2 separate regions of the Homo sapiens genome follow, and region 2 is linked to region 1. Evidence: chromatin contacts called from ENCODE Hi-C or POLR2A ChIA-PET data. All regions are on one chromosome and are shown on one strand. The core of a region is the stretch at or near the end of the contact, and the rest is flanking DNA. Distances in the headings are between cores, read along the strand shown. Region 1 overlaps LINC00636 (long intergenic non-protein coding RNA 636). Region 2 holds the start of LINC00635 (long intergenic non-protein coding RNA 635).

Region 1 (5,868 bases), core at 1,963-4,462:
ATAAAATGAATGCAACAATGAATGAATGATCAAAATGCGCTCGCATTCTTTTTTTTTGCCTATAATAAAACTAATTTTGCACATTGTTTGTCCCCGCTGGCTGTGCTATGTTTAGTGTTTGTTTGTGGATGATAAGCTTTCCTCATTGACACTGCACTATATGACTTAAGCTAAGCTGTGTGCTAGTAGGTATTCACAACTGTTTCTCTTTGGTTTGTATTCAGAATAAAAGTTAGAAGAGCAATAGGTTGCTAGTTAGCAAAAATCCATTTACTATTGCTCATGTTTGTGAACATGTCCAATTAATATTATGCATTAAAATTTCACAATAAGGATGACCCTGGAGATCAGACTAGTAAGAAAAAGAACAAAGTGAAGATAGAAGAATTCTTCTTTCTAGGAATAGGAAGATTATGGCAACTGTAGCATGGCCAAGAGAAAGGAATGGCTGTGTATTGGAAGGCTGTCATACCAGATTCCATTCAAAGTACTTTGCATTTATGATCCCATTTGAACTAAGCCACAATGGCAAATGTGGAAATGTGTGTGTGTGTTTTTATGTGTGCATATTTGTGGGTGTTTGAAAGTAGTAAGCTCTATCCCTGTCTCTGCTTTATATTAGCTATGTAAGCTTGAGCAGGTCAATTAATGCCCCTGAGCTTCTGCTTATACATACCAGCTTGGAGATCAAATAAAATAATGGATATGAACAGTCTTTGAAAATATCGAGAACAAGTGTATGTGTGTCCATGTGTATGTGTATGCGATGTTACAGGGGTCAAAGCAACAACCTGTTCCTCTGGATACATAATAATTTTGCATGTCCCCAGGTGAAAGGTTAGACTTGGTGTAAAGTCATACTATATCATCTTATTACCCATTTACTCATTGCAACTCAGTCCAGAAAATGTATTAAACATCTGTAATGTGCCAGACTCCATAAGGACATGGAGAATAAAATGAACTAAATATGATCCTGCCTCGTAGAGTTCACACTAGAGAGGAGGAAGCATATGGGCATAAAAATAACTATAAAACTCATGGCAGAGTATGCAGAATGCTATTAGTGGCATTTTACAAACAAGACACTAGGAAATCACACTCAATAATTTATTTAATCAATACTTACTGATTTCCAACTATGGACCAGGCACTATTCTAGAACCCAGAGAGATCACGGTGTACAAGAAAGACAAGGAGCCTGTTTTCATGGGGCTTACATTCTAGTGTGTGGAGACAGAGAACACCCTGGTAATGCCATGGATATATAAAATAATGTCAATTAATTACTGTGTTGAAATGGAATAGGGTAATGTGATAATGAGTACAGTTGAGGGTTGGGACAGAAGGTGGTCAGCTCTGATACCTGAGCTGAGGCTGGAATAAGAATGAAGTAGATTTGCGAAGAATTTATGAAGGAGATCTTCCACACTGAATGAATAGCAAGAGCTGGGATTAGGAGACAGAAATAAGCTTGTGGGGCTTTGGATCTGAAAGAAGGGATATGTAAAAGCATGCTGTGACAAGTGAAAAAGTGATATGAGATGAGGAGCGATGAGCGAGGGTGGATGGGGCAGATGGCACATTACATTTTGGCTATGGTGAAGAACTTGGGGTCTAATCAAGGTGCCATGGGAAGGCACTGAAGGTTCTAAAAAGAGAAGAGATAGGATTTGATTTCCATTTTAAAAGAGCAATCTTTTAAAATGCTATGTGGCAAGTGAGGACTGCAGTGGGGAGAAAATGAATTCAGGAAAACCAGACAAGAGGCTATTTTTGCAATCCAGGTGAATGATGATGAAGGGTGACCAGTAACTAAACTAGGAGCAGTCTAGGTGGTGAGAAAGACAGATGCAGGATATATTTTGGAGGTAAGCCAACAAGAGTTGGAAGAAGAGGAGAAAGGTTGTTTCTAAATGAAGAATGCTTCCATTTCTATCTTTAGTTCAAAAGCCTTTTATGTCAAACAATATAGCAGCTAATAAATTGATTCTATAAATATATCTAATGTACATTTAAGCTAATATTAAATTTCTTTGGGTCTTCAGAGTTTTTACTGTAAAAAATAGCACAAAATAAAAATGCTTAATAAAGAAAGTTGTAAAATACAGAAAAGCATAATTTTTAGATAAAAATATATATTATAAAATATGCTACATACATATCTAAGATGAGAATGCCTATTTTTTCCCTTAAAAATGTGATTCGATCTCGTATTTGGGGGCGGGAGGGGCATGCTGCTGTGCTGTATCAGGTTTTGCCTCTTTTTCTGCAGCGTCTTTCAAAAACTGAAAACAATTTAGCCACGTTATCCCAAATGCTAGGTGTGGACATTTATTTCCTCATATATGGGCGGTGACTTCCACCATTGGGGCAAACGGACCTGGAAATGCCGAGATGTCCCAGGAAGTCTGGAGCTGATGGAGCCCGTGTCCATCTCACCAAGACCTTAAATATAATGCAGAGTCCCTGCTGCAAATCCATTCCCATCCGTGCTTTGAGACGGAAGGAGGGAAATTGCAGCTATTTACAGCAACCACCATCTGAGCAAGGACTGATTCATGCAGTACCTCGGGGAAGCTAGGTTGGAAACCCTTGTCAACATGCAGTCAAGTCTATGGTTAGAACTGGCCAGTGTGCGCCCTGCATCTGCGGGAGGGTCCGGGGGCCATTTGGAATTTGGTTTTTTTTTTGTTTGTCTGTTGTTTGTTTATTTGTTTTTTAGCCCTCTCTCTAAGGGCTAAGGATTCCATCGAGGTAAGGAATGGGCGGGAGTGAGTCCTAAGCGGGCGCTCCCGGAAGAGCGGCTGCGAGCAGCGGGGCCGCAGTTCGGCGGTATGGATCCTACCCCTGCCCGCCCCGAGCCGACCCGGGCTTGATGAAGTCCCGGGCAGCCCGCGAGGCTGCAGTGTGTCACGCACCAGCTCCCGGCGGCGTCCTCTTCCCCGCCGCGCGCAGTAATGGATCTCTGCGTCCTAAAAGAGGAAGATAATGCCGGTGTTAGCTTATAAATAGATGGTTGCATGCTCTCCCTGCGAAGCATTGATTGAGGCCGCTAAGCTGACTATTGATCTAATTTTAACTTACATGTTCGCACGCACCCTCCCCGCCTCCCTGTCGCGGCTTGGTGGAGCGCGGGGCACGCTGTCTCTCGCGGCCGCCAGAGGGCGGGCCACTGGTCCTCCCGCCACCCTGCCCGTCTGGCCTCTCTGTTTACGCAGACGTACAATGCTGGCCTTTATTGGGTTTGAAAAATAGGAGTTTGATTTTCCTGCACCGGGATGACCTCATCACTCATGAAAGTCGGAGGAAAGCGGGGAATCGGATGACAGGCAGCCGGGAAAATAAAGCTTGCATTTCACCTCCTCCCACTCCACCACCTACACAGAGTACTCGGGATGTGCTTCTCATTTTAAAACCACCTTGCCGAAGCCGGGAAGTGGGAGACGGCGGTAGGAGTGGAATGTTAAATTCTTCTTGGTACTCTGGCACTCGGTGTGCAGCGGCTTCTGTTTAGAAGGTTAATGTCACCTACTCTCTGCCTACAGAGCCTCTTGTAAGGGCGCTCTCCTGAACTGTCACTAAATGGCAATGCAACAACATTATCTAGGAGTGACTTGACTAACATATTACTAATTATTTCTAGACATAATTCATCTTGCCAAAGTTTAAGCAATGGTCATCAGCAATTTTATACTGCTGGCTTGTAAATTTCAAATCTGCTTATGACTTCAAATTATTAAGGTAGGGAATTACAGTCTATCATAGTTTTGCTTGCCGCCTTTTGGGACCACAGCACATCAGGATGGGGGTATAGGGTAAAGTAAATGAGAGGGAAAGGGAGACAGAAGACAAAGAAAGATGCCTTCCCTGAAATTCTCCAGCCCTAGAACTCAGCACGTGAACAAACTTTCCTCTGGGATTCAGTGAAACATATTAATAGGAGTCAATGTTTATCAGGCACTTGCTATGTCCCAGGCATTGTACTAACCGTTTTATATTTGTTACTTCATTAAATCCTCAAGACAACCTATTGGTTAGATTATATTATTATCCATATTTTAGAGTTGAAAAAAACTGAGGCAAGTTAGTTGCACAAAGTCGATTAGCTAGAAAGGGACAAAACCAAGATTCAAACCTCAGTAGAGACTGACCCAGAGCCTTGCTCCACATCACCATGTCGAGTGTCTTGACGACATACCTCCCTTGGCAAAGTCTTAAACTCTCTGCATCTCTAAGCAAAGGAGGGTGCGTGTGAAGAGAGATGGCCACTTTCAAATAAGGCCTATCTAGGCTGAAATGGAAAAGCTCTTCATAGGGAGAGCTCTTGCAAAAGTGAAAAACGTACAAAGAAATGATCATCCTCAGTGTTGCTCCTGATAATAGCTTATAGGATGGAAATAAACCAGAAGAAGGAAACTTCCATTAAGGGGACCTCACCTGGCTATTCATTCCACAAACATTTGCATACAGTGGACTGGCCATTGTGGTTGGCACTGAATTATGGTAATGAAGAAGACAGAAGTGCTCTATCCCCTCATGGAACCTCGTGAGAGAAAGGGGTTATAACTAAGTGAACAATCAAACACATAATTGTAATTTGTGATGATTACAAAGGGGCCTGGTATACTTCGGAGGAGGGAGTCAAGAAAGCCTGTCCGAGGAAATGCCATTTACACAGACAGATACAGCATGAGTAAGGGTTAGCCGGGTCCAGGATGGGCCTGGGCATAATATGGAGAGATATGAGGAAGCCTTGAGGAGGAAATGGTGTTGGGGAATGAGTGGGAGAGGAAGCTGGAGAGCTCACGTGGGATCTGATAAACCAGAGTAAAGATTGGTGACATCATGTTAAATGCAATGGGAATACCCCCTTAAGAGATTCAAGAATGAGAATAAAGCGATCCAAATTGTATTTTAGAAAGATTGCTTTGTTTGCAGTGGGGAGAATGGATAGGAGGTAGGATGAGGGAGTGAGTGTGGAGAGACTTCAGGAAGTTTGTGCACTAGCTCAGTGAGGATTGATAAAGGTTTGGACAAGGCCTGCCATAGTGGAAATTGAGAGAAGTGGATAAGCTATTTGCAGTTTGGTGATGGATTGGACAGGATGACTGATGGACAGAGCAAGGTCAAGGATCTCTCCCAGTTTCTGGCTTGAGGCACTGGATTGAATGAGGCATCATTTACTAATCCAGATGACATGAAAAGAGGAGCAAGTTGGGGAACCCTTGGTTTGGGCCTTTCCTATTTGAAGAGTGAAGGCTGCTGACCATCCAGTCAGAAAAGAGACTTCAAAAGTAAGGTTTGAGTGAGTTGCTGATATGGACAGAAGACAGGGAAATACTGGGTAGAAGAGGGCGATTCCCCAGCAAAGGCCCCACCCTCAAGCCTGGATACCCACGGCCCTAAATGAGGACAGGCATTCTTGTTTTTGCTCCCAAAAAGTTGCCCTTTGGCCCACCATACCCCCTAACCTGTACCCATATAAACCCCAAACCCCAGGCTCCAGAGGCAGACTAGGAGATGAGGAGACACACAGATGAATGGCGGAAAGGTGAGGCAGAGAAAGAGAGAAGAGAAGGAGCATCTGAAGGCTGAGAGGAGTTTGGCTGGGGACAGTCAGAGAGGAGTTTGGCAACTGGATGGCCAAAATCCAGGGTAAGATCATCTTCCCATTCCCTTGCCACTTTCAGCTCCCCATCCATCCTGCTGAGAGCCACCTCTACCACTCAATAAAACCCCTGCATTCATCCTTCAAGTCTGTGTGTGACCCAATTCTTTTGGGATGCCTGGGTACCAAGGGGCCAATGAGCTGGTTAACACTTAAGCCATCTGTGGATGGCAGAGCTAAAACAGCATTGTAACACT
Region 2 (5,354 bases), core at 2,638-5,137, 50 kb after region 1:
GTGAGTAAAGAATGCACTAGTGCTGAAACATTTGGGGCAAGAACAAGCATCAGTCACAACCGTCAACAATCACTCTCAGTTTTAACTTCTTTGGGGAAGCTGGTTACCGTACTTAAAACACTTGTATTCCATTTTGTTTTGTTAGTAAGACAAAAATGTATTGCCTTTATTAATACCAAACCCGTAGACTTTATACAGAATAGTTGCACTATTACCTCACTATGCCTATAAACATTCATCCTGGAAAGATTAAATTTAGACCAGCAAATGTTTATTCAGCTCATAATAAATGCAAGACCTTGTGCTAGGCGCTGGGAGATGACAAATTTGTCTTAAATTGTCACTGTGGTGACTACTTAGTCATTATTTTAATTCCTTCATCATGGAAAAATTGGGTATTAACTATTCATGATCTACTTTTATATTTCACTGTCAATTTTCCATTATTTCCAATTCTACAGAACAGCTGCATAATCTTCACAATACATTTTTAGAGGTTAATCTTACTATAATTTCTCTTTTGTTCATATCACAAATATCATTTTGGAATCCAAGGCAATAGATTATTTGAATAGAAAATGCAGCTATTAAAGATGTAAATTATTCTTATACTCAAGTTATTACTATTATTTTTGTGACAAAGGAATGTTAGAAATTCACAAATGTTTGTGTATGTTTTAAGGGGATATACTGTTTATGCTTGCGTTTGATGCTAACATATTTAGTAAGTGTCAACAGCAGAGAAGCCTTATAAGAAAACATTGACCAGAGCTCTATTTTAATGCTACATTTGGCACAATCCTATACTATTTGAACTGGATAAAAAGGTAAAGGTCAGGACACATCTTTGAACTGAGCTTTGAATTGACTTTCATCTCCATATATTTGTCACTTTGTGACCCACATCAGTTTTTCCATATTGATTCTATATAGCCTTTTCATGTTATACTCGAATCTTTTCATTTCTCCATCTGAAACCAAATCTACCACATTTGATCACAGGGGTGATGAGGCTATACTTTTTACTTTTATTTTCATGGTGGTTAGCCATTACCTGGGTAAAGTTAGTAGTAACTACAGAAGAGGTAACAGTTAAGGCCTGCTTCTCTATAGTAAAACAGCCTGGGCCAGGCCTGGTGGCTCATGCCTGTAATCCCAGCACTTTGGTAGGCCGAGGCGGGTGGATCATGAGGTCAGGAGACTGAGACCAGCCTGGCTAACACGGTGAAACCCCATCTGTACTAAAAATACAAAAAATTAGACAGGCGTGGTGGTGGGTGCAGGTAGTCTCAGCTACTCGGGAGGCTAAGACAGGAGAATGGCGTGAACCTGGGAGGCGGAGCTTGCAGTGAGCCAAGATCATGCCCCTGCACTCCAGCCTGGGCGACAGAGTGAGACTCCTTCTCAAAAAAAAAAAAAAACAAACAAAAAAAACACCCTGGGTTTATCTGCACTAGCCATGTAATTTTAGGCATACCTAACCTCTGTAAGTCTTAGCTTTGATTCCTGAAAAAAAAACCCAAAAAACTAACAATAGTATATTTTCCACAGTTGACTGCTGGTGAGAATTAAGTAACATAATATATTTGAAGCTCTTTGGCTGGGTATGGTGTCTCATGCCTATAATCCCAGCACTTTGGGAGGCCAAGGCAGGAGGATCGCTTGAGGCCAGGAGTTCAAGACCAGCCTAGGTAACATAGTGAGACCCCCATCTCTATTTAAAGATGATGATGATAGATAGATGATGATAGATAGATAGATAGATAGATAGATAGATAGATAGATAGATAGATAGATAGATGGATAGATAGATAGATGACAGAGATGATAGATAGATTTCAAGCTTTGTCACACAGCCTGACAATTCATTTTTCTTGGGTAAATACCCATTTCTCTTTGGGTAAATACTTAGGAAATGGGTAAATATTTACCCATTTCTCTTGGGTAAATATTTAGGAGTATTTACCCATTTCTCTTGGGAGTATTTACCCGAGAGAAATGAAGGCATATGCCACCCAAAAACCTGTACACAATTTTTTAGCAGTTTTATTTATTATTGCCAAGAACTGGAAATAACCCAAATGTTCATCAACTGTTGAATGACCAAGCAAAATGTGATGTAGCTATACTATGGAATACCTCTCAGCAATAAAAACGAACAAACAACCAATAGACACAACAACATCAATGAACTTCAAAAGCATCTTGCTCAGTGAAAGAAGCCAGGCTCAAAGGTTACATATTTTAGGATTCTACTTATATGGCATTCTGGAAAAGGTAAAACTAGAAGGACCAAAAACAGTTCAGTGTTGCCAGAGTCTAGGGGTGGAGGTAGGAGACTGACCACAAAGGGGTACAAGTAAACTTTTCGGAGTGATGAAAATATTCTGTATTTTGATTGGGTACTAGTTACATGATGGCACATATTCATCAAAACTCATAGAACTGTACACTTTAAAAGGGTGCATTTTACTCCACGTAAATTATACCTTAAAAACCTGACATTTTAAAAAATCACTGATGATATCATTATATATTGATTAAACATTTTAAAAACATCCTCATGAACAGTGTGCCTAGCACTCAGTGACATTAATGTTAGTTGTTGTTGTTGTTACCATTGACTAAGGTGACAAAAGTATAGAAAAACAAAAATAAATTAGAAATAGTTTCATTTATTATAGAACCAAGATTAGGATCTAGTCAATGTAAGGGTCCAAAACTTTCGTTGATTCTATAAATTCAATATTTTAATTTAATCAAGTAAAATGTCTTGTGTACAATGTTGCTAAACAGTAATAATCATTACAAATAGCAATTCTGTTAAACAGATGTAAGCTGAATAATTAGGGCTGTGTGTGATACCACCTCAGATGCCAGAGTGACAAAGCCTTTCAGGAGTTATCAGGCTGCTTTTCCACCTGTCAGATGTGCACATCTAGAAAATCAATTTTTATCAATGCACTCTGAGATGATAACGTTATAGGAGACTGATTTACGTTAACGAATCTTAGAAGGCACTGATGTATAAACCCGATGTACAATGTGTCACTCAACAGAATGATAACTGCCACTTGGGTCACCACAGTACTGTGCGCTGATGTGATCATCACATTTTTTCCTTGTGGGCAGGTTTAAAGGGGGAGCCGAGCATTAATCAGCTTCCTCGGTGGGCAGGGGGTCAGAATAAGGAAGAGAAGTTAGTGTTAGAGGACACACAACCCAGGTCATAGTAAAAGTTCCACAAATCATTCCTGTTCCCATAATTCACCAGATTCAATGTCTTTCTTTATTAAACAATGTGGTATAGAAACCAATATAATCTTGTTGGTAACTCTCTTTTATGTAGATTTCATGTTCCTCACTCTTTAGTCTTTCTGCAGATCTGGTACATTACCATTGAGAGAATCAGCTTTCATGATGACAGTCACTTCTGTTCCTTCCTTCCTGAGATTTTGCCTTTATTGAATTTGGTGTTCCCAAGTCTCCTCCAATGCACACTTAATAGATATCATCTGATGTTACTTCTACAGATAATCTCATCCTTTCATGGATTGCTTTTGCTAGTTTAACAATCAAAGAGTGTTTTGGTTGCCTATTGCCCCATAACAAACCACTCCCAAACTTGGTGGTGTAAAATACCACCAATCATTTTATTATTAACTCCCACAAGTTTGGGAAGTTGCCTGAGCTCACTTAGGCGGTATTCACTCAGAGTGTCTCACACACTTGCTGTCAGACAATGGTTGACACTCAAATATTCTGAATGCTTGATGCTCACGTGGCTGGCATGTGGGCTGGGACCACTCAAACAGCTGGAATTTGGAACTTCTAGGGACCCTAGGAATGCTTCTTTGTCTCTGTGTGGTCTCTTCAGCATAGCAACAGCAGCGTAGCTGAACATCTTACGGATGGCCCAGGGCTCCAAAGGCTCGTTTCCTAAGTGAGAGAGAGCCTGGCTGAAGCTGTATTACCATTCATTCTCCAGCCTCCGAAGTCTCAAAGCATCACTTCCACCATACTCTAACTGTCAAGACAAACACAAAGGCCCAGGTAGGTTCAAAAAGAGGGGGAGTAGGCTCTGCTTCTTGATGCAGATGTGGCCAGGTTCTGGAGGAGAATGTGGGACAGGAAATATTATTGCAGTTCTGGAAAACACAATCTGCCATGAAAGGCAATCTCAACTTTCAGTTATTAGAGGACTGAGGGTATTTTATTACATACTAGTCAGATGCCTATTTTCAGGAGCACTGAATACTAAATATACGGCCCCTCAGCCCTGTGAGGTAGAGTGAAAGTTACAGGAACGGCAAATGAATAAATGAAGACATCAAGATGATTTACAAATTCATAAATTTCCCACAAAATATAATATATATATAACATAATATATATATTGGGATCTCTGACTCTGATCTAAATAGACAAATGTTTTTCAAAATGATACTTTGATTTAGAAAGAAGAATACACTATCGATGTTCCTTTTAAACAAGTATTTGAGTAAAAGCGATGTTTCCAATGTGTGTCAGAAAGTGAATACTTGTATATTTCCGCACGGTTAGAGCTGAGCTTTCCGAGCAAATTTTACTGGGACCCGGTTGAAAGACAGGTCTTGGAAGTGAAATGATGACTGACTAGATGGTAAGAGATTTTCCTTCCAGGAGGTTTGTGTTTTCATTTCAAGTGGGGGATGAGACCCAAAGCCTTTGAGACATTCCAGAGGTTGTAAACTCAGAGACGGTTGTGTCTTCTTTCCTCATGGAGACATGTATTTATATTTCAAAGAGCAGCAACCCAGAATCCTCCTTTTTTTCTCAAGGAGAATTTGTTTACATTAGGTAGATTCAGTTTGCTTCTCATCCTCAGAAGGGGAAATTTTATACACGCTCCCAGGTTCATATTTTTGGGGCTTCCTCACGACAGTACCAACCCCATTACATGTAGAGTGGCCTCCAGCTCTGTTCACATCACTCCAAAGGGAAGCATTGGGAAAAAGGGCAGCTGAGGAGATTGTTACTGTGAGTAACTAACAATCTCTCAGTCCCACAAATCTCATGTCTATATAAATACAGAAATCAAAAATTTATCAATATGAAAACAGTACAAAATATACCCAAATATGTCTATTTAAGTATATTATTTTGAATTCTCTTTTTCTTGCTGATAAATTTAGTGTTGCACTGGTTTTGCTCACAGAGGAAATTAGAATTCACTGAAGTTTCTTTATGTGTACAATTAAGGGGCTTGTAATATATTCACAGAGTTTTGCAGCCATCACCAGAGTCAATTTCAGAACATTTATATTCCCCCCCAAAATAAACCCCATATCCATTACCAGTCACTCTTCATTTCT

What was found. A loop is a pair of places that touch in the nucleus more often than their neighbours do. ChIA-PET counts read pairs that join two places held with the same protein, here RNA polymerase II (POLR2A). Pooled maps may share reads with other maps.
Region 2: a loop to region 1 is called in a map of PC-3, with 4 times the contacts of the local background. The contact joins the promoter of LINC00635 here to the enhancer-like site in region 1. A Hi-C loop is called at or near these places in 1 of 168 maps with a recorded cell type or tissue (PC-3), 8 of 37 single-sample maps with no recorded cell type and 10 of 50 pooled maps. POLR2A ChIA-PET finds 5 or more read pairs at or near these places in 1 of 52 experiments (H1).

The regions. Positions count from the first base shown.
Region 1 is chr3:107,924,980-107,930,847 of GRCh38, reverse strand. It overlaps LINC00636 (long intergenic non-protein coding RNA 636), which reads right to left. Exons shown (of 3, transcript NR_015394.1): 3 at 1,941-2,975. Among named protein-coding and RNA genes, the nearest start is that of LINC00636, 45 kb to the right of the region's middle. RefSeq lists enhancers at 3,259-3,318, 3,329-3,418, 3,007-3,628. Within about 2 kb of position 3,212, at least 4 of the 41 ENCODE cell types and tissues checked have a DNase peak (open chromatin) inside an H3K27ac peak, as active enhancers do.
Region 2 is chr3:107,876,601-107,881,954 of GRCh38, reverse strand. LINC00635 (long intergenic non-protein coding RNA 635) reads left to right here and starts at 3,887. Exons shown (of 8, transcript NR_024276.1): 1 at 3,887-4,053.